Linked DNA regions of Homo sapiens: region 1 is linked to region 2. Evidence: read pairs that join two places in POLR2A ChIA-PET (ENCODE). Cell type or tissue: HepG2. All regions are shown on one strand. Each heading gives the region's core, and the rest is flanking DNA. Links, peaks and the distances in the headings are about the cores only.

Region 1 (11,456 bases), core at 6,203-8,702, 57 kb after region 2:
CTTGGGGCAAACAGGTTGGAACAGTATAATATGCTACAAACAAAATCAAATGGTGACTGTCCCCTGTTTTTCCTAGTAACTTAGAAACAAGAACATGTCATCTGTTGTGGGAAATTCACTAAGTAAAACTGCCCCTCCCGAAGCCACTACTGTTTGTTTTTTTTTGTCAGCACTAAAAGCAGCAAACTATCCTAACTACATACGTATACCGGATTTGGATGTTTAATTTCAACTGTCAAAAAAAAAAAAAGCAAAACTATTAATACTTTCCAATATAAACCATAGACCACAAAGTGCCAGTGTTCAGAATAAGCCAGTCTCAGTAGGATGTGGCATGTTTGTAGGAAACCACACCTAGCAACCAGAAATTTATTATGCCTCTGGTCCGTTTATTTGAAAAAGAACACAGTCAATGTTGAAGGAAACAAAATAAACTTACAGTGAAAATATATTTGTAGAGCAGTTTCAAGCCCTTGGATGTAGCTAGATTAGCATTACTAATTTACAAGCATTCCATTCTTACTCAGTCTTTTTATTATGTGCATATGGGGTCAAAGAAAATAAACACTAAAGGGGAGAAACCTAGACCTCAGTGCAGTCCAACATTTGAAAACTCTGTGCCAATGTTTTTTAAATAATGGAAAACATGAAAAATTCCTCCTTAATGATAATACTTAGCCATTTCATCTCTTCATTAACTCAAAGTTATCTGTTCACAAATACACACATTATCCTTTCCCATTCTCTCAACTGCCCTCTCTAGGGCAGTCACGCAGAGCATGTTTGGCAATGTCTGCAGACAGTTTTGGTTGTTATAGCTTCATGAGGGTGCTACTAGCAACTAGTAGGCAGAGGCCAGGAATGCTGCTAAAGACCCTCCAGGGCACAGGACAACCCCCTACAACACACAATGATCCATCCTCAATGTCCATCATGCCGCAGTGGAGAATCCCTGCCACATCCGGACATGGGCAATGCCTTGTATTTCCAGGAGGGGAACGAGATGAGAGAGGTGTGAGGAAGACCATTTCCTGCCTCACTCAATCTTCCATCCTTACAGCAGAGCACACACTTGCAAACTGATCAGCTAGAATTAATTCAGTAATTCCTAACTCAGGACAGAATATTCCAGAACGTTGAAGCTAGTAAACTGTTTACAAACATTTACATGCAACTTCCAGAAACTTAAGGTTCCCAGAAATAATTTGTGGTTTGTGGATCAACCTTTGTTTAAAAGAAAAAAAAAAAGACAATTGCTACCAAGAAATAATAAACAACAGGTTCCAAAATATTAAAAACCGGGATCTGTCTCTTGTCCAGTTTCTGCATGACATCATTTTAACATGCTAAAATTAGTCAAGAAAGAACATTCTACATTTACTTTCATGAATCAACAGAGAAACAGTTATTCTCACAGTTCATAAGGCATATAATCCTACACTGGAAAGCCAAAGACAGCATAGCTACAAATGTTTAACATGTGTGATTATTATAAAGATGAGTATTTTTGCTCTTGCACACTTGCTCCCTCTTTTCTTTTCTCTTTTTTTCTAAGAGATGAGATTTCACTCTGTCACTCAGGCTGGAGCCCTTTTTGTTCTCTTTAAGGAAGTGGTGTACTCACAGGCTCGGTTCCGGGTTTTGTAAGTACAAGTATAGAGGCTGCAGGGCCTCGCTGGCATGAATCTCGGAATCTGGAACTTTCTCCACAGCAATTTGCCTGGAGAGGCTTGAAGAATGACCCTCAGGCTGTTCATCACCACCATCTTTAGCTTGAAATCTTGATCAGTTCCCAGTTAAGTTGCAGGAACTTAATAATCTAGAGGGATGAGGGCAGAGGAGGGAAAGCTGTAAACAACAGAAACTTAAGATGATGGAGAAACCTCTAAGCAGGACAATATTCAGACTAGCAGTACACACCCTGAGGTGGAGGGAGGGAGGGCAGATGAGAGTCAACGGTTTATCCACTCTTGTTCCTCAAACTCATTGGTCCCCTCAGTGGAGGGCAGGGAGGGTCCTGAGGACTGACTCACATGCTTTGCCTTTCCCTCAGGGTTGGCGAATATTAGAAATCCAGAGAAAAGCTTCTCTTTATCCACAAGAATGAAAAACTGTTTACAGTACAGTTTCTTAAAAAAAAAAAAATTGCTCCAGGAAATCCCAATTAATTATCCAGCATGGTATTTACATGTACGAAGAACCCCAACATTAAAGCTCCCTCCAGGCTGACTAAAAACAAACATCTGCATCTAGATTGCATACAAAACAACAACAACAAAAAAACAAAAACAAAAACAAAACAAAAAACCCAAGATACATCCTGCCAAAATAGTCATGGACAGTTTTGAAATCTGAGCTTAAATATAATCTATGACTCTTTGCCAATTTTAGGTGTAACACAATGGCCCTTGAACATGGGAAAACAGACAAAGTTAATCCTGAATTCTCTCTCTACCTTTCACATGGTCACAGTCAAAGTCTCAGAAGATGAAGATGATGCTTTCCAAGGTATTCACTATGGTGTTCTGAAGTTATGGTAATATTAACTTTGAACACTTTCCCCACCACAATACTGCTTCATCCATTTTCCCTGAAAACTATCCCTATTCCATTCTGAAATTTTGAAAAAAAAAAAATCAATTCTTCTTGGTTACACATTCATTCCACTACAGATTTAGAAGTGTTTAGTCTGAGTACTTGAGACACATTCAAACAGATGTTCAGGACATCCTTTGTGCAACCATGACTGTGGTGTGGCTGCAAGGCCATGTGCTCTGGGCCTGCTAAGATCTCGGCCTCACATCCATTTGCACTCCTGCCTGCCCACCAGCTACGTGGGCTTCAGATCTTCCAACTCCTTTCTTTCCCTCCGACCTGTGCAGAGGCTCTTTTTTGTATTTTTCATAGAGATAGGGTTTTACCATGTTGGCCAGGCTGTTCTTGAATCCCTGATCTCAAGTGATCCTCCCACCTCAAGCCTCCCAAAGTGCTGGGATTACAGGTGTGAGCCACTGTGCCCGACCATCCCTGGCTAACTTTATTTTTTTTAGAGATGGGGGTTGGCGGGGGCGGGGGGGGGGGTTCTCACTATATTACCTGGGCTGGTCTCAAACTCCTGGACTCAAGCAATCCTCCTGCTTAATGGCCTCGCAAAGTGCTGGGATAACAGGTGTGAGCCACTGCATCTGGCCTGCTTATAGTTTTATGTGTGTGTTTGTGTATATACATTTTTGAACGGAGCATGTATGTCAAAATGCACCTTATTTAAGAGATGCAAATGTTTGACTCAGGATATCAAACATGGACTGGTAATCAACTTTCAAGGGATTATCTTGATGGTGCCTTGAGCTAAATAATAGTGATATAGGAGTTAAGAAGAAATTACTTAGGCAGATAGTGAGGATATGGGAGTCCTCAGTAAGGTTTTCCTTTTAATAAAAAGCAGCCCCCAAATCATTTTCTTTCCTAACAAAGAGCAGCCTGTAAAATTGAGCTGCAGACATAGACAAGCAAGCTGGAAGCTTGCACAGGTGAATGCTGGCAGTTGTGCCAATAGAAAAATACTACATAGGACTAGGCATGTTCCAAATGGCGGCTTCATCTTCCCTTTGCCAGCTAAGTGTACAGTAAGGAGCAGACAAGATGGCACTGGCCAAGTAGAAAGCCCCTTTGCAAAATAAGATTAGGGTGGGGCGACCAGCCTTCCTGCGTGCTATGTAAATGTCACACCTGGTCGAACCAATCTGTGGCCCCTATGTAAATCAGACACCGCCTCCTCAAGCCTGCCTATAAAATCTGCTGCAGTCCGCCACTTGTCCCATTTTTGGACGCCTCTCTTGCAAGAGAGAGAGCTGCTCTCCTCTCGCAAGAGAAAGAGCTGCTCTCCTCTCTCCTTTCTTCTGCCTATTAAACTTTCCTCTCCTGAACTCCACGTGTGTGTCCCTGTCGTTAATCTTCTCCGTGTGAGACACCGAACCCAGGGTATTTACCCCAGAAAACAAAGCCGCGTCATTAGCACCCTGTTTTCAAATAACTTCCTTAACTGAATTAACTGAGCAGACTTAAAGAACAATAGGCCATTGGCAACTTCAATTTAGAATCTCACTCTGCTTTGTTTTTCTTAACAAAGAAAAACTTTATTATGGAAAACTTAAATTTTATACAAGTATAGTGAGAACACTATAATAAAACCACCCATGTACCCAATATTCCATTTCAACAATTGTCTGTTCATGGCCAATCAAGTTTTATTTATACATCTTCTACCCCCCCTCCTGCCATTTTTCCTCCCCAGCTTATTTTGAAGCAAATTCCCAGACATCCTATCAACTTATCCCTCATTGTATTTTTGAAATCAAAGGACACTTTGATCTCATCTCCTCCTCAAACAATCAGCAGCAAGCCTAGCCACCTCCACCCATTCCCCTAAACTGCCTTTGAAAAACCCGTAACCTATGAGCTTTGGAGGAGATTATTTCAGTACTAATTCCATCTCCCACATGGTGTGGCCAGCCTCGTGTCTACTTAAACTCTTTCTTTACTACAATGCTGAAACCGCCTTTGCAAAATTATAACTGAGGAAATTATGACAGTGAATAAAATCAGACCTAATCAACTCCATCTTGCTTCTAACCTTTAGGCTGTCTTTGTTCATTCCTGGACATAGGCTGAACTAACTTTGGGAAAGAATTCAGTTCATGGTGTGACTCTGAAACAAAATTGATAGCAGCCCTTTCCCAAAAAGACCCCCTTCTTGCCTGGGGACGAGTCTGCCTCTGCAGGACTAACAACTTAGCTAGTGGTTAGAAATTATAGTTTAGGGGTTGTGCAGCCTCTGGCTCAGAGTCTGAACCTCCCCAAATTGCTCCTTGGGATAACATCACTATTGTAAAACCTAAGATCAGCGCTTGAGATATTTTGCAGACCCTGCACTTGATGGATCAGCTGACACCACCCAGACCCGTAATCTGGCTCAACCAGTTCTGCCATCCTACCCAGGAACAAAAGACAGCAAGAAAACCTCACTTCAACCCCCTATGATTCCATCTCCAACCTGAGCAATCAGCACTCCCCACTTCTCAAGCCCTTACCCGCGAAATTATCTTTAAAAACTGATCCCTGGATGCTCGGGGAGACTGATTTAATAATAAAACTCTGGTCTCCCACACAGTTGGCTCTATGTGAATTACTCTTTCTCCATTGCAATTCCCCTGTCTTGGTAAATCGATTCTGTCCAGGCAGCGGGCAATGTGAACCCACTGGGCGGTTACAATGCCCCGTGGTCTTTCTTTGTGCAGCAGGCAGGAAGAATCCCTTGAGTGGTTACAATAATATGAACTGAAATGGTTAAGATTAATGCTTAAAGTACACCCTTAAATTTATGCAAGAATCTAGAACCCAAGGAGCAGGAAAAATAGTTGCTCAGTTACACTATACAAGAAGTTTGGCCAGGTGCAGTGGCTCACGCCTGTAACCCCAGCACTTTGGGAAGCTGAGGCTGGTGGATCATGAGGTCAGGAGATCGAGACCATCCTGGCCAACATGGCGAAACCCCATCTCTACTAAAAATACAAAAAATTAGCCGGGCGTGGTGGCGTGCACCTGTAGTCCCAGCTACTCAGGAGGCTGAGGCAAGAGAATCGCTTGAACCCGGGAGGTGTAGGTTGCAGTGAGCCGAGATCATGCCACTGCACCACTGCACTCCAGCCTGAGTGACAGAGTGACAGAGCGAGACTCCGTCTCAAAAAAAAAAAAAAAAAAAAAAAAAGAAGTTGACGCTTTCTGTGGCTTCAAATGGTGCAAGCTATGAAAGCTCTTTGAAAAAGCTGCTAAGTGTTATATAAATACAAGTTATTATTACTCAAATTGATTTTGTTAAAATGCTACCCATCATATAAATGCAAAAAGCTATGAAAATAGTCATTTTGGACGACTTTTAGTATCATTTTTTTGTTTTCTTTTAAAGTCAATAAATATCCCCAAACAAACAACTGCAACTAATCAGGATTCCCTCTGATAAAACTGATTTGACATTAAAATGAAATTTCAAAACCTTCTAAAAGATATGGGGAAAGCTTGCCTTAACTGTTCTTCCTTTCCATTGATTTCCAGTCCTGAACTGAAGGAACAGTGAGTGATTATCTCATGTCGAGCACTGTGCTGTGTAAAGATGAAAAGATCATGCTCTTTCCCCACTCCCACAAGCTTGCAATCTACAAAGAAAAACTATTTAAACAAATACTTCTTTTTTTGTTACCTTTTAAAAATTGTGATAAAACATATATAATAGTTATCATTTTAACCAGCTGTAAATGTACAAATTCAGTGGCATTAAATACATTCATAATGTTGTGCAACCATCACCACCATCTGCACCCAAAACTATTTCATCATCCCCAACATAAACTATGTACTCACTAAACAATAACTCCTCCTCTATCCCTTAGCCCCTGGCAATCTCGCTTTTACTTTGTCTCTGTGTATTTATTTGCCTATTCTAGATACCCCACGTAAGTGGGATCGTACGGTATTTGTCCTTCTGTGACTGGCTTATTTTACTTAGTATAATTAAACAGATTTTTCTTTTCTTTTCTTTTCTTTTCTTTTTTTTTTTTTTTTTTTGAGACAGAGTCACGCTCTGTCACCCAGGCTGGAGTGCAGTGGTGCGATCTCGGCTCACTGCAACCTCCGCCTCCCAGCTTCAAGCAATTCTCCTGCCTCAGCCTCCAGAGTAGCTGGGAATACAGGCACCCACCACCATGCCCGGCTAATTTCTGTATTTTTAGTAGAGACGGGGTTTCACCATGTTGGCCAGGCTGGTCTCGAACTCCTGACCTCAGGTGATCTGCCCACCTTGGCCCCTAAAGTGCTGGGATTACAGGCATGAGCCACCGTGCCTGGCCATAAACAGAAATTTCTTAATCAAAGCTGGACACAATGACGGCCTTGATTTAGTGCAATGGGAATATGTGGCGCAGGGGCTCTAAGTTTCAGGAAAGGGTGGCATCTGAAAAATGTATTGTAGGAGAGAGACAATTTAACAGGGAGGCAAAGGCAGAGGGATGGACAGGGGAACCTTCCGCGATGATGAGGAGGTGGCAGGGGATGATGAGGCCCCAATGCTGAAGAGAACAATTGGAGTCAAAATGGGAAGAACTTTAGGTTTACTCAATAAACAATTCCAGTATCAGGGGGATGTGGGCAAACAAGTGGAAAAGGCCTCCTTTCTTGCTCACAATCGAGTTAGAATGAGACATAGTAATTTTTGGGAAGATGATGGCAAGTACAATGCAAAGTCAACAGAAAGGATGTGTGGGCTCTGCCTTCAAAGGGAAGCTTGTGATAAGACAAGGCCAAGGGCATGGCCGCCAGCCAGGAGAGCTGTACAAACAGATGAGTGAACACACATGAGGCCAAGGCACAGGGCCCTGCACAAGAGGCTGTTGGTCGGGGGTGGGTCTGAGGCCTGTTAGCATGGCATTCAGAGACATCTGGGAAATGACCCTTGACTCTGCTCCACAGAGAGCCATCCGGAAAGCACTGAGGCATGGCAGGCTGGGGCTGACGGCCAGGGCCATGGTCATGCCTTGAGGACTGCCCTCCATTCTGCAATCACACTGTCTGCATGACACCAAGGCTGGAGGCCAATGACGCCTGGCCTAGAGGAAGTTTCTCCTGTACATCCAGACTGACTCTCTAGGGCTAGGGGGCAGGAGGGCTCCAGAGGGCCTGACTTCATCCTCACCTTCACCCTCTCAGTCATTCTCCTCCACACTCAGTGGTAGATTGCTTGTAGTGGTCCAAAAGTCTGGACCTCTATCTGTGCCCCAGAATGGTGCTGATCTCACTGTAGGGGACCCTGACTCTGAAGATTTTCTTTTTCTCCTTTAGACAAAACAAAAACAAAACCCCACAAACCTCAAACCTGTTTTTCTGAAAGAAAGCCAAGAGTATTTCTGAACTTCCCATCATTCCAAGTCTGCTATTAATATTTGTCAATGCACTGGCCAAGCAGATGCCCAGGGGATGCAGCAGGAGGTGGGGCTAGATGAGGATTTGAGATTAATTTGGGGAATATGAACTTCCAAGAGACTGGAAGCCTTTTGGATATTATTCCATGGGTACAGGAGAAAGCAGTGATGGTTTCTGATGACTCTGACAATGGAGTACGGGATGGATGGGAGTGAGTGGAGCCAGGAAAGTCAGTGAGGAGGTGATTCCTTTAACCAACCTTCATTCAGTCTATCACTCTTTTATTCTTTTTGTCATTAAGATATCAATTGAACATCTATTAAGTATGAAACATGGTTCTAGGTTCATTGGGGAACAGAACAAAGCCCTTACCCTTATGGAGCTCACATTTTAGTAGGGGATACAGGTAATAAACAACAAATGTAATAAACAAGTCAGTTGTAGAGACAATTTGAATATGTCTAGTAAAAAGTGGAGCAGGGTAAGATGAATTTGGAGTGCCACTTGAGAGAGGGTATTATATTTTTAAATATATTGTTCACAGGAGGCCTCGCTGAGAAGATAAAATTTGAGCAAAGGATTGGAGGAGGTAGGGAATTAGTTACATGGCTATCTAAAGGAAGGACATTTCAGGCGTGGGGAACTGCCTGGGCAAAGATCCTGAAGTGGGCGTATGTCTGGCATATTCAAGGGATAGTAAGGAGGCCAATATGGCAGGAGTAGAGTGAACCAGGAGGAAGGCAGTAGGAGATGAGGTTCACAGGTAATGGATGACAGATCAAGACTTCTGGGCTACTGCAAGGGTTCTTTCTCTAAGTTAGGGTTTCTCAGTCTTGGCACTGTTGACATTTTTGATCAGATGACTCTTGGTTGTGGGGGAATGCTGTGTGCATTGTAGGGTGTTTAGGAGCATCGGTACTGGCTAGCATCCAATAGATGCCAGTTCCACCCTATACCAGAGTTGTTACAACAAAAAATATCTACAGATATTGCCAGATGTCCCCTGCGGGAGGGGAATAGGGTTACCACAGGTTGAAAATCACTGCTCTAAGTAAAAAGGGGAGACAGTGGAGGTTTCCGAGCAGAGCAGTAACATTTTACATTTACATACAGTAATTTACATTTTTAAAAGATCACTCAGGCTGGGCGTGTTGCCTCATGCGTGTAATTCCAGCACTTCGGGAGGCCGAGGCGGGAGGAGAGGATCACTGGAGGTCAGGAGTTCGTGACCAGTCTGGCCAACATGGTGAAACCACGACTCTACTAAAAATACAAAAATTAGCCAGGTATGGTGATGCACGTCTGTAATCCCAGCTACTCGGGAGGCTGAGGCAGGAGAATTGCTTGAACCCAGGAGGTGGAGGTTGTAGTGAGCTGAGATTGCGCCACCGCACTCCAGCCTGGCATCAGAGTGACAGAGCGAGACTCCGTCTCAAAAAAAACCCAAAAAAACAGAAAAACATCACAGCATGTCCTGTTGAAAATTGCCTTGGGGAGTAGAAACAGGGAGGAACAGGAAAGAAGCAGGAAGTAGGAAAGAAGTAGGAAAACCCTTTAGGGATAATCCAAGGCTTGAACTAATCCAGAGATGTCACAGTGGAGGTGGTAAGAAGTGGTTGAATTTTGATATATCTTGAATATACAGCCCATAAGATGTGAAAGAAAGGAGTTAAGGATTACTGGAAGATTCTTGGTCTACACAACTGGAAAGATAAAGTTACCACAAACTGAGATAGGGGAGACAGTGGGAGAAACAGGTTTTGGGTGGGAAATAAGTAGCTCAGGTTTAAGCATGTGGAGTTTGAAGTGAAACTCCAATAATCTGAGTAAGAGAATATGAAGCACTGAACTGGGCAGTGACAGTATAGTTGGACAGGGTACTTGGTATTCAAAGATAGCCATTGTGATTTTTAAAATGTAGGGTCTGTCACTCAGTTAAAGGAGAATAAAAGGAAGAAGTGGAGGAAGATCTCATTTAATGGCTGGAGTGATGCTAGCAGTAAGACGAGGATGAATCCCTGTACAGAAAAATAGAATTTGTTAGGCCGGGCACAGTGGCTCACATCTGTAATCCCAGCACTTTGGGAGGCCGAGGCGGGTGGATCAAGAGGTCAGGAGTTCCAGACCAGCCTGGCCAAGATGGTGAAACCTCGTCTAGAGATTTTTGTCTAAAAATACAAAAATGAGCCAGGCGTGGTGGCGGGCGCCTGTACTCGGGAGGCTGAGGCAGAGAATTGCTTGAACCCAGGAGGCAGAGGTTGCAGTGAGCTGAGATCGTGCCACTGCACTCCAGCCTGGGCGACACAGCAAGACACTGTCTCAAAAAAAAACAAACAAACAAAATCCCCCACAAACCTGTCATGAGAAACAGGGAAGGGAAAGATGATGGCAGGTCATACCTCTAATCAAATGGGATTTTTTTTTTTTTTTTTTTTTGAGACAGGGTCTCCGGGTCAGGTGCAGAGGCTCACGCCTGTAATCCCAGCACTTTAGGAGGCCGAGGAGGGTGGATCACTTGATGGCAGGAGTCCCAGACCAGCCTGGCCAACATAGCAAAACCCCATCTCCACTAAAAGTACAAAAATTAGCCGTGCATGGTGGTGCAAGCCTATAAGCCCAGCTACTCGGGAGGCTGAGGCAGGAGAATCACTTGAACCCAGGAGGCGGAGGTTGCAGTGAGCCGAGATTGTGCCGCTGCACTCCAGCCTAGGTGACAGGGCGAGACTCCGTCTCAAAAAAAAAAGAAAAAGAAAAACAGAACGAGATGGGGTCTCTGTCACCCACGCTGGAGTGCAGTGGCACGATCTTGGCTCACTGTACCCTCCGCCTCCCACGCTCAAGTGATTATCCCACCTCAGCCTCCCAAGTAGCTGGGACCACAGGCGTACCACCACGTCCAGCTAATTTTTGTATTTTTGGTAGAGACGGGGTTTCGCCATGTTGTCCAGGCTGGTCTCGAACTCCTGGCCTCAAACGATCCACCCGCCTCAGCCTCCCAAAGTGCTGGGATTACAGGCGTACAGGCGTGAGCCATGGCGCCCAGCCCTCTAATCATATTGGATTTAAGGTGTCAATGGGATAGCTGAGAGGAAAGGTCTAGGAGAGAGTTGGCAACACAGCTCTGGTGCTCAGGAGCAGTCAGGAAGCTACAGATAGAAAGAGAATCCCCTCCTCCCAGCAGTTACAGGTATATCAAGGGAGACTCACAAAAAGGAGCCATGAAGGATGCTGAGACTGAGAACGGTCAAAGGCAATCAAGGAAGGCGCAGAGCTTGGAAGATCCAGGTGAGGAGGTTCCAGGAAAATCCAAGTAAACAGAAATTCAATTTAGCTAATGCTTGATTGCAATACCTATAACAATACATGAGGTTATTTTTGTTCAGGCCTAAGGTCTATCCTCTCTGTTAAATTAGAAGTTATAGTTTTTTAAGAGTTGGTTATTTAAACTTACTCACTGCATTCATAAAACCCAAGTTTGTGAAACC
Region 2 (11,456 bases), core at 4,231-6,730:
GCAGTGGTTCACACGAGCACTTTGGGAGGCCGAGGCGGGTGGATCCCTGGAGGTCAGGAGCTCGAGACCAGCCTGGCCAACATGGTGAAACCCTGTCTCTACTAAAAATACAAAAATTAGCTGGGCGTGGTAGCAGGCACCTGTAATCCCAGCTACTCGGGGGGCTGAGGCATATGAATTGCTTGAACCCAGGAGGCAGAGGTTGCAGTAAGCAGAGATCACGCCACTGCACTCCAGCCTGGGCGACAGCATGAGACTCCATCTCAAAAAAATTTTTTTTTTAAATGAATGATCTGTTAAAAGGTACAGATATAAATGAGACAGAGTCATTCCCTGCTTAAACCCCTTCAATGGCTTCCCATTATAGGAAACATAAAATCCAAACTCCTCCTTCAAATCCAGGAAGCCCTACATGATCTGACTCTGCTTACCCTCCACTGCCCCTTCTCCCTCAGCAACCTCCTCCACTGCCCCCTCTCCCTCAGCAACCTCCTCCACTGCCCCCTCTCCCTCAGCAACCTCCTCCACTGCCCCCTCTCCCTCAGCAACCTCCTCCACTGCCCTTCTCTCCTTTGGACTCTAGATTTCAGGTTCCCTGGCCTTTTTTCAGCCTTCAAGCTTCAGGCTTCTTCTTGCTGAGATCTCTCCACTCAGGTGTCAGCTCAAACATCACCTCCTCAGAAATTTCCTTGAGCAGGCAATCTATAGAAGCACAACTCTATTCTCATTACTCTATCACATCACTCTGCTTTATTTCTTTCTTTTTTTTTTTTTTTTTTTGAGACGAAGTCTAGTTCTATTGCCCAGGTTGGAGTGCAGTGGCTCAAGCTTGGCTCACTGAAACCTCTGCCTCCCGGTTCAAGTGATTCTTCTGCCTCAGACTCCTGAGTAGCTGGGACTACAGGCGCCCATCACCACGCCTGGCTAATTTTTTGTATTTTTAGTACAGACGGGGTTTCACCATGTTGACCAGGCTGGCCTCGAACTCCTGACCTCGTGATCCTCTCGCCTCAGCCTCCCAAAGTGCTGGGATTACAGGCGTGAGCCACCACGCCTGGCCTGCTTTATTTCTTTATAGCACTTAATATGATCACATTTTGAATGATCTGTTTTGCTTATCATCTCACACTCCCATATAAAAAACTAGCTCAATGAGAGCAAAGACTGTGTCTTTCACTGCTCTGTCTCTGTCCGCTAGCGAAGTGTCTAGCATACAGCAGGAACACATACTGCTGATTCTTTTTTATAAGCTTAGAATCTATTTCATTTCCCTCATTTCTCCTTGAAGTCTCACAGATTTCCTCTGAAACAAAAGCATTCAAAAGAGGCCTTAGCTGTTACTGAATTCCTGAAAGACCTCAGTTGAGGAACACTCTACTGTTAAAATGGGAATTAATTCCTCTCTATAAAAAAATGACAAGTTCCAAACAATTTTTCTGCCCCCTAAAAACCTAGCATGAACTTGCCTCATCTGGAAAGAAGTGCTCAAATAAAGGTGTTTAAAATCTGCACTGAAATTAACTGATGGCCTAAGATACAAAAAACAAAGATCGTGGAGGCTGCTTCTGCCCCATATTGACTACAATGAAGACACATGCATTTTTCCCAATTATAAGGTGATTATCCAATTTTATGCTATTTAAATTTAGCTGTATTACAAAAAAGACAAATCCTGATGAATCAGTCAAGGGAAGATGAGCTGTGATACCTCTGAAATAAATATACTGTCAAGGAATAGCAGCAAAACATACCAAATCAATCCTTAAAAAAGAATCCTGGAAGATAGAGAAGATACATACACACATATGCCTCACAGATTTTTTTTTTTTTTTAAATAAGCAACTGTGTGTTAGCTACAATTATCTTCATAGCCTAAGTGGAAGAGGAAGTCAAGATTTAATACAAATAACAAAAACTGTTTCCTAGTTCCTCAATATTTGAGTTCCTGATTTCTTTAAATCCTCTAATTCTTGCTGACATGTCATAAGCAGTTCTCTTATGACCTAAATAAATGTGGAAACAAAACAAAGTATTATTCTCTAAAGAAGTCAACTCATATACAGCAGAACCTCAGAAGAACATAACTTGCTATAAAGCAAGGGCTAGCTGCCTGTTTTGTAAATAAAGCTTTCCTGGAACACAGCCATACCCATTCATCTACATATTATCGATGGCTGCTTTCAGGGTACACTGGCAGAGTTGGATGTTTGCCACAGAGACCAAACCATAAAGCCTAAAATATTTACCATCTGGCCCTTTACAACATTTGCCAATGCCCAGTATAAAGGGTAAATAGGGTAAAGCTGAAGAAAACTTTAAGGAATCTGCCACTGCACGGACCCGAAGAAGAGCATCAGAAGGGAACTCTGGTGTTATGTCTAAACTGAAATATGATTCTTTCCAAACAAACAATGAAATGACAAGAAAAAGAGAAAAAAAAAACCCAAACTCTGACATGCCTACTGATTATTCTTCAAACTCATCACACAGCACATCCCATGACAGGAATCACCTCTTTTTCTTTCTTCTCCTGTCGTTTCTGCTCCTCCTCTTCTCTCTCTTTCCTCTGCTGTTCTTCCCATTGTTCCTTTAACTTTCTCTTTAAAGGGGAAGAAAAAGTAACTTTGTTTCAGTCACTTTTTAAAAACATTTCACATACAGCGCACATAGATGAAAAACTTAAAACACTGGCAAACTGAATAAGATCAGTTTTTTGTTTTTTTTTTTTAAGTTCAAGATAGGCAACTCTTTTTTTTTTTTCTTTTTGAGATGGAGTTCCGCTCTTGCTGCCCAGGCTGGAGTGCAATGGCGTGATCTCAGCTCACTCCAACCTCCCAAGATAGGCAACTCTTCATGAGAGTTATTATGGTGAAGTAATCAGTTTGTTCACTAGTTACGTGATTCCTACCATACCTCTTGTTCTTCTTGCCGTTTTTTAGCCGCCTCTTCCTTTTCCTTCTTTATTCTGAATTCTTCTTGTGCCTTCTGCTCTCTTAGCAACCACTCCTCATGTAATCTTTGCCTATCAGTATAATGATGTAATCAGATAAAAGAAATGGGCATTAATCCACAAATACACACACACACGAGAGCAAAATGACACATTTTGGGACTGATTCAAATATCACGAAAGCTATTTTCTATTAAAGCAGTCAAGTGGGTGTAAGAGAACGAGAAGAGCAGAGCTTTTGGAAAAGCACCACGTGTCAGCAACTATCTTCCTAATGGGTAATAACTTAAAATCTCTCTTACATTTCATAGGTATATATGGCTGTGACATACTTTACAGAAAAAAGGACACTATGACTTTCCCTCTAGACTGATCACAGTGATGTTTAGGTGACAATAAAATGGGTAGCAAGTTTCAAAGCAGCATCTACCTTTTCATATTCAGAAAGCATTTCCCTTCCTATTCTATGCATTTATTTTTATTTATTTATTTATTTTGAGACAGAGTATTACTCTGTTGCCCAGGCTGGAGTGCAGTGGCATGATCTTGGCTCACTGCAACCTCTGCCTCCCGGGTTCAAGTGATTCTCCTGCCTCAGCCTCCCGAGTAGCTGGGATTACAGGTGCCCACCACCACGCAAGGCTAATTTTTGTATTTTTAGTACAGACAGCGTTTCATCATGTTGGCCAGGCTGGTCTCGAACTCCTGACCTCAAGTGATCCACCTGCCTCGGCCTCCCAAAGTGCTGGGATTACATGTGTGAGCCACTGCACCCAGCCCCTATTCTTAAAAGTAGCAATTCCATGATGGCAGCACGCTGAAAACCCAGTATCCTTTGCCATAAACCTTTGGACTACTACTACACACAGTTAAGAGACTCCTGTGGTTTGCCTCCAAACACCTAAACAGCCAAAAGAAGGAAAATAAAAGTACATTGTAATCATGTTTTTAAAATAAAGCTACAGGTTTTAAGAAATGGAGTTATAAAAATAAATTAGTGAGGGCCGGGCGCAATGGCTCGCACCTGTAATCCAGCACTTTGGGAGGCTGAGGCGGGCGGATCACCTGAGGTCAGGAATTTGAGACCAGGCTGGCCAACATGGTGAACCCCATCTCTACTAAAAATACAAAAATTAGCCAGGCGTGGTGGCAGCCGCCTATAATCCCAGCTACTTGGGAGGCTGAGGCAGGAGAATCGCTTGAATCTGGGAGGCGGAGTTTGCAATGAGCCGAGATCATGCCACTGCACTCCAGCCTGGGTGACAGAGCGAGACTTCGTCTCAAAAAATGAAAAAATAAAAATAAATTAGTGAGTGTCTAGTCTATTTTTTATATGACCAATTATAATGAGTGGTATTACCTTAAAGTGGCAAGTGTCTCAGACATCCAATATCACAAATTTCTAATATAAAGAGGGGGTTAGATTGCCAAAGTCTACCTGCCAATTAGGTGTGTAGAACCTCAAATTCATTCTTCCACTGAATTTATAAAAGGGAAATTAAATATGAGAAACTGTTCTATATTACTTCAGCAGTATTAGGAGTTCAGTAAAGTTTTATGTCTAGTCTGGGGACCTAACCACAATTTTAAATAAAATATATTACATTTCCAAATACAGATTCCAGGAACACATCTTTTAGCCATGGCAGAGGCTGGCACATTGCATCTATCAGTGTTCCTATGCCATGTGTGAGGGTACCATATAGATGTTTCAGTGGGCACAACTCTGATTTACAAATCTTTTGAAAAACATATAATTGTATATAAATGAACCAAATGATATATAAATTAAGACCACAAGAAAGTAAAATGTTAAAAATTTTAAAATTTAATAACTTGAATATACATCTGCTTTGAAATAGGACATAAAGTCATACAGTATTTTTACATAATTTTCTTGCTTTTCAATAATAGTATGCAACTCATAAAGAAATAAAGATCTAAGGAGCACAAAGATACATGTATGTGATTTAAAAGAAGCATTTCAAATAAACAGGAAAAAAATTACTCTCTTATTTCATACCGTATCTATTGTCTTCATCATAACAGAAATCTATAATAATAAGAACTAGAGCTATCACAGCACCTCTCATCTGCTGACACTGTGTTAAACACTATACATCCATCACCTCCTTTAATCTTCACAATTCTGTGAGGTGGATACTGTGATTGACTTTATCTCCATATTACAGACAAGGAAATAGAAGCTTAGAGACATTAAGAAATTTCGGCTGAGCGCGGTGGCTCACACCTGTAATCTCAGCACTTTGTGAGGCCGAGGCGGGCAGATCATGAGGTCAAGAGATCGAGACCATCCTGGCCAACATGGTGAAACCCCATCTCTACTAAAAGTACAAAAAAAAATTAACTGGGTGTGGCGGTGCGTGCCTGTAATCCCGGCTACTCGGGAGGCTGAGGCAGGAGAATCGTGTGAACCTGGGAGGTGGAGGTTGCGGTGAGCGGAGATCACACCACTGCACTCCAGCCTGGTGACAGAACGAGAGTCCGTCTCAAACAAAACAAAACAAAAACAAATTTTAAAAAAACATGTATCCCAAAAGAGAAAGGTGTGAGACTTGAGCAATCTACAAATAGGTAATAAAACATATAAAAAGATACTCTACCTAATTCAGAAATGTGCATTTGAAACAGTTTCATTATAGTTTTATAAACTGATAATGCCTAGTATGAGTGAAGGTATGGGGAGATGGGCCCCTACATTCACTGCCAGAAGGGCTGCAAACTGCAAACCAGGAAGCCCTTTCTACCTGGCCATCTACATTTTACATGGACTTATGATTTGATTCCAACAATCTCATTTTTAGTCATGTTCTTAAGGAAATAACTGGACAATTACCAAGGATATATAAGCATGGATGCTTACTGCAACTTTTTACATATGAGTGAAAAACCAATATAACCTGAAAGTCCATCAGTAGAGAACTATAAATTATAAATGAATAAACTATGAATAGCAAATAAATTATGCTACATCTGTACAGTGGGTACTGTATTGCCACTGAAATGGCTGAATTAGATCCCTGCATCAGTACTGAAATAAATGCACTATATATTTAGCAAGAAAGCAATTTATAGAAAAATATGTATAAATATCATGCCATTATAGAAAGACACACGTAAAGTACATTTACACTTTCTTTTTCTCTTTCTTAACAGTGGCTATCTTTGGGTGTGTTGCAATTATTAAAGTCTTTTCCCTTTTTACATTTGTTAATTTTTTTTGTTTTTTTTCTGTTTTCAAAAACAATTACAGGTCAGGCGCAGTGGCTCATGCCTATAATCCCAGCACTTTGGGAGGCTGAGGCAGGCGGATCACTTGATCACAAGAGATCAAGACCACCCTGGCCGACATGGTGAAACCCTGTCTCTACTAAAAATACAAAAATTAGCTGGGTGTGGTGGTGCACACCTGTTGTCCCAGCTACTCGGAAGGCTGAGGCAGGAGAATCGCTTGAACCCGGGAGGCGGAGATTGCAGTGAGCTGAGATCATGCCACTGCACTCCAGCCTGGCAACAGAGCGAGACTCCGTCTAAAAAAAAAAAAAAAAAAAAGAAAGAAAAAAAATTATAAATTAGCAAAAACAGAAGAAAAGTACTTCCATTTTTAAAAAAAATAACATCTAGTTTTAGCCCATCAACTACAGATTTAAATACTTTATACAGGATATTTTATAAGACCTATTTGGTACAAGATTTTATACAGAAGACTGGTACTGGTTAGTAAAGGTTGATAATATTCCAATAAAATAACTTCATTCACTTTAAGTGTTTCAATTAGCACTGACCTCTCTCTTTCCAATAGCTTCTCTTCTTCTAGTTGTTGTTCTTCAATAAAAGTGTCCTCCTCTTCCTCCTTCTGTGAGAGTCCTAGGGAATTTAAATGTTTTATTAAACTGAGTGCTGCAAATCCTTGGTCAAAAATTCAGGAAAAAAATACATGTAATCTTTAATGTATAAAATTATGGTAAAAATCTTTTTCTTAAACTTTCTAACAAAAAGGTCTCTGATCAACCTTCTTTGGTACAACACAAGCATCAAAAAGGACAATAGGGGTGGCAGATAGCACATTACATTTAAAAATTAATCAATGGTTCCACAATTATACTTAAAAAGGAAATTAGCTTGGCATGGTGGCAGGCACCTGTAATCCCAGCTACTCGGGAAGCTGAGGCAGGAGAATCACTTGAACCCAGGAGGTGGAGGTTTCAGTGAGCCAAGATCGTGCCATTGCACTACAGCCTGGGCGACAAGAGTGAAACTCCATCTCAAAAAAAAAAAAAAAAAAGGTGGTGGGGGTGTGGAAGGGAACATCCATCTTCACAGAAGAATGGTAACTAAAAAATGGAGAAAAACTTAAGTAGAAAAATCATCACTTTTGCAACCCCCACTGTAAAAATTTAGACAAAGACATTAAAAACATCGAATGAAAGCTTGCTAGGAAGAGTATATTCACACTATCTCAACATATCACCCCAGACATGAGGACTAATTAGAAAAGAAAAAATGCAATGCTTTCCAATGGAGCGATCTGGACACTTTTTTTTTTTTTTTTTGAGACGGGAGTCTTGCTCTGTCGCCAGGCTGGAGTGCAATGGCGCGATCTTGGCTCACTGCAACCTCCGCCTCCTGGGTTCAAGCGATTCTCCTGCCTCAGCTTCCCAAGTAGCTGGGACTACAGGCGCGCGCCACCATGCCCAGCTAATTTTTGTATTTTTAGTGGAGACGGGGTTTCACCACATTGGCCAGGATGGTCTCAATCTCCTGACCTCGTGATCCGCCTGCCTCGGCCTCCCAAAGTGCTGGGATTACAGGCATGAGCCAGCATGTCCGGCCCTGGGTGGGTAACACCTTAACCACAGTTAGCATCACCGGGAGTGCAACAACCTGATGTGAAAGGTCTCATGATGTATGCAATAAGAAGTTTACAACATCTGCTCTGTAATCCTTTGTTCTAAAGAGTGTTGTTACCTGAAGTTAATCATGAGAAGACAGAACAATCCAGAATACAGGGCATTCCACAAGATAACTGGCTTGAGTTTTTCAAAACAATCAATCCTGGTTTGGGGAAGTTTAAATATGGCCTGTATATGATACCATTGAATTACTTGCTCATGTACTCAGGTGCAAGTTTGGTATTGTGGTTCTGCGGGAGAATGTCCTTATTCTTAGGAGTTGCAAGCTGAAGAATTTAGGGGTGAGGTGCTGCTATCTGCAACTGCCATCCAAAAGGTTCAGAAAAAATGTTCTATGTATGTATCTCTTTAAATAGAGAAAAAGAAAGAAAGGCCAAACTTTAACAACTGGCAAATCTTGCTGAAGGGTTCATGGATATTTATTGTGCTCTTTTTTTCAACTTTCTGTAGATTAGAACATTTCCCAAATAAAAACATGAAAAAACAACTTTTAATAGAATAGACATTTACATCCTCTCCCATTCAAAATTTGGGAAAAAAATCAGTGAAAGTGGAAGAGAAATGGAAGACTGAAATAATCTTAAAGAAATGTTACAGATGTCAGGCTTAAAGAAAAAAGAGTCTGTTTGTCACATGTGTTGAGTACAGTTCTAACTGAAGGCTCATCCAGTCTTAGATAATTACAATAATTTACTTTTCTTAAGTAAGTAAACTTTATTATTTCAGCAGCTGGAATTAAAATGGGCAACAAATGTAGAATAAGTTCTCAATCATATAAAATAGTATCTAATTGTTCAGATAATTAAATGATCTAATGTACTTAAAGCGCCAGAGAACCTGGCACAGAGGATATGGCCTGACTACTTGCAGAGGTATGCCATAGATTAGACAGGGCATAGACACAGCTGACACTCACAAACACCTGTTGACTGACTCACTCAACTCCCCATCACCTCGAAACCAAGCTCATATACTCCACAGAAGTGATTGCTAACAGTTCTGGGTACAGCATTTTCCCCACGTGTACAATCGGACATATGCAATACATATACATACAATACAGCTGACCCTTGAACAACACAGGTTTGAACCACCTTGGTCTATTTAAATACAGATTTTTTTTCAGTAAACACACTGGAACATTTAGGGGATATTTGCAACAATTTGAAAAAAAAAATAGGTAAGTGGCATGGCCTAGAAACACTGAAAAAAATTAAGAAAAAGGTATGTCATGAATGCATAAAATATATGTACATACTAGTCTATTTTATCATTTGCTACCATAAATATAAATCTATTATAAAACGTTAATGCAGAGCTGGGCGTGGTGGCTCATGCCTGGAATCCCAGCACTTTGGGAGGCCAAGGCGGGCGGATCACCTGAGGTCAGGAGTTCGAGACCAGCCTGGCCAACATGGTGAACCCCATCTCTACTAAAAATACAAAAATTAGCCGGGCGTGGTGGCAGCCCCCCGTAATCCCAGCTACTCGGGAGGCTGAGGGAGGAGAATTGCTTGAACCCGGGAGGTGGAGGTTGCAGTGAGTCAAGATCGCGCCACTGCACTCCAGCCTGGGAAACAAGAGCAAAACACCGTCTCAAAAAAAAAAAAAAAAAAAGTTAATGCAGATACTGTTAAGCAATATTGTGCTGGCTTGAGCAGCACATATACAGATACTGTTACAATATAAGTTAAGTGTTTTATTGTTTCCTTGCTTAAAGCATTTGAAACAGGCCAGGGAGCGGTGGCTCATGCCTGTAATCCTAGCACTTTCGGAGGCCGAGGTGGACGGATTACTTGAGGTCAGGAGATCGAGACCAGCCTGGCCAACATGGCGAAACCCCATCTCTACTAAAAATAAAAAAATTAGCCAGGTGTGGTGGTGCACGCCTGTAATCCCAGCTACTCAGGAAGCTGAGGCAGGAGAATTGCTTGAAACTGGGAAGCAGAGGTTGCAGTGAGCCGAAATTGCACCACTGCACCCTAGCCTGGGCGACAGAGCGAGACTCTGTCTCAAAAAAAAAAAAAAAAAAAAAAAAAAACGATTTGAAACAAAATGATCTCTGACTTCATTCCATTCTAAGACAGAGAAGTTCGGTCTCAAACATTTTTCCTTGAATATTACTATAAAAGTTGTGCTACAACATAATCATTGACAACTTTTTTTAAAGTTAAAATTTATCAAAACTTATATTTATAGACCATATATGGCACATTCACAGTTGAGAAAAATGTAAACAAACATAAATATGCAGTATTAAATCATAACTGCATGAAATTAACTGTAGTACAAAACAAGGAAAAAAACGCATCCAATGAGGTACAGAAGGAAGAAAAAAATTAACTGTAGTACACACTGCACTACTGCAATAATTTCATAGCCACCTCCTGCTGCTATTGCAGTGAGCTCAAATACTATGAGTATTCACTTAAAACACCTTGTGACACTACTCATCTCTGCATGAGCAGTTCATCTCTTCAGTAAATTGTGTATGGCAGTAAGAAGTGATCTCTGGCGTATTTTTCACTGTGTTTACTACAAAATGGTAAACCTTGAATAACATCATGAGACTCACACAAAGTGCGACTAGCGATGCTGGAAGTGCTCTCAAGAAGCAGAGAAAAGTCATGATGGCCGGGCGCGGTGGTGCGTGTCTGTAATCCCAACTACTCTGGAGGCTGAGGCAGGAGAATTGCTTCAACCCGGGAGGCGGAGGTTGCAGTGAGCCGAGTTCATGCCACTGCACTCCAGCCTGGGCGACAGAGCAAGACTCCATCTCAAAAAAAAAAACAAAAAACAAAAAAGAAAATCACTGAGGAGAAAGGATATCTGCGTGAATAGGACGCCCAGCTACTTTTTGTATTTTTAGCAGAGACAGGGTTTCACCATGTTGGCCAGGCTGCCCTCGAAGTCCCGACCTCGTGATCCACCCGCCTTGGCCTCCCAAAGTGCTAGGACTCCAGGCGTGAGCCACTGCGCCTGGCCTGAACAGGTTTTTAATGCAGATGAAAGTATCCTATTCTAGAAAAACACCACAAAGGACATTTAGTAGGAAGAGAAGCAAGCAGCAGGATTGAAAACAAAAAGAGACAGGCTAACTCTACTGTTTCATGAAAACGTAGTGGGGTTTATGATCAGAACTGCCCTTATCTATAAAGCTGCTAACCCCCACCCCCAATCCTTGAAGGGAAAAGATCAGCACCAGCTGCCTGTCTTTTGGTTGTACAACTAGAAGGCCTGGACAATGGAAATCCTTTTTTCTGAATTGGTTCCACTGATGCTTTGTCCCTGAAGTCAGGAAGTACCTTGCCAATAAGGAACTGGATTTTAAAATTATTTTAATATTGGACAATGCCCCTGGCCACCCAGAACCCCATGAGTTCAACACTGAAGGTGTCAAAGTGGTCTACTTGCCCCCAAACACAATGTTTCTAATTCAGCCTCTAGACCAGGGGGTCGTAAGAACCTCTAAAGCTCATTACACGTGGTACTCTACGGAAAGGATTGTCAATGCTATGGGAGAGAACCCTAATACAGAGAGTATCAAGAAAGTGTGTAAAGATTATACCATT

Evidence for each region. Peaks named below come from ENCODE experiments on the same cell type or tissue, not always from the same donor. Only the 100,000 strongest peaks of a DNase experiment are listed, where the experiment ranks them.
Region 1: POLR2A ChIA-PET joins it to region 2 with 8 read pairs; 12 of 35 experiments call an interaction of 5 or more read pairs at or near these places.

Annotation. Positions count from the first base shown.
Region 1 is chrX:15,740,334-15,751,789 of GRCh38, reverse strand. CA5B (carbonic anhydrase 5B) reads right to left here. Exons shown (of 8, transcript NM_007220.4): 2 at 1,625-1,819. The coding sequence starts at 1,766. CA5BP1-CA5B (CA5BP1-CA5B readthrough) reads right to left here. Exons shown (of 12, transcript NR_160544.1): 5 at 1,625-1,819. Among named protein-coding and RNA genes, the nearest start is that of CA5B, 7.8 kb to the right of the region's middle. RefSeq lists an enhancer at 3,759-4,620. In HepG2, for the core only: no CTCF peak of the experiment used is centred there; DNase peaks (open chromatin) are centred at 6,429 and 7,349.
Region 2 is chrX:15,795,254-15,806,709 of GRCh38, reverse strand. It overlaps ZRSR2 (zinc finger CCCH-type, RNA binding motif and serine/arginine rich 2), which reads right to left. Exons shown (of 11, transcript NM_005089.4): 3 at 6,757-6,838; 4 at 2,914-3,022; 5 at 2,513-2,599. Among named protein-coding and RNA genes, the nearest start is that of ZRSR2, 10 kb to the right of the region's middle. In HepG2, for the core only: no CTCF peak of the experiment used is centred there; no DNase peak of the experiment used is centred there.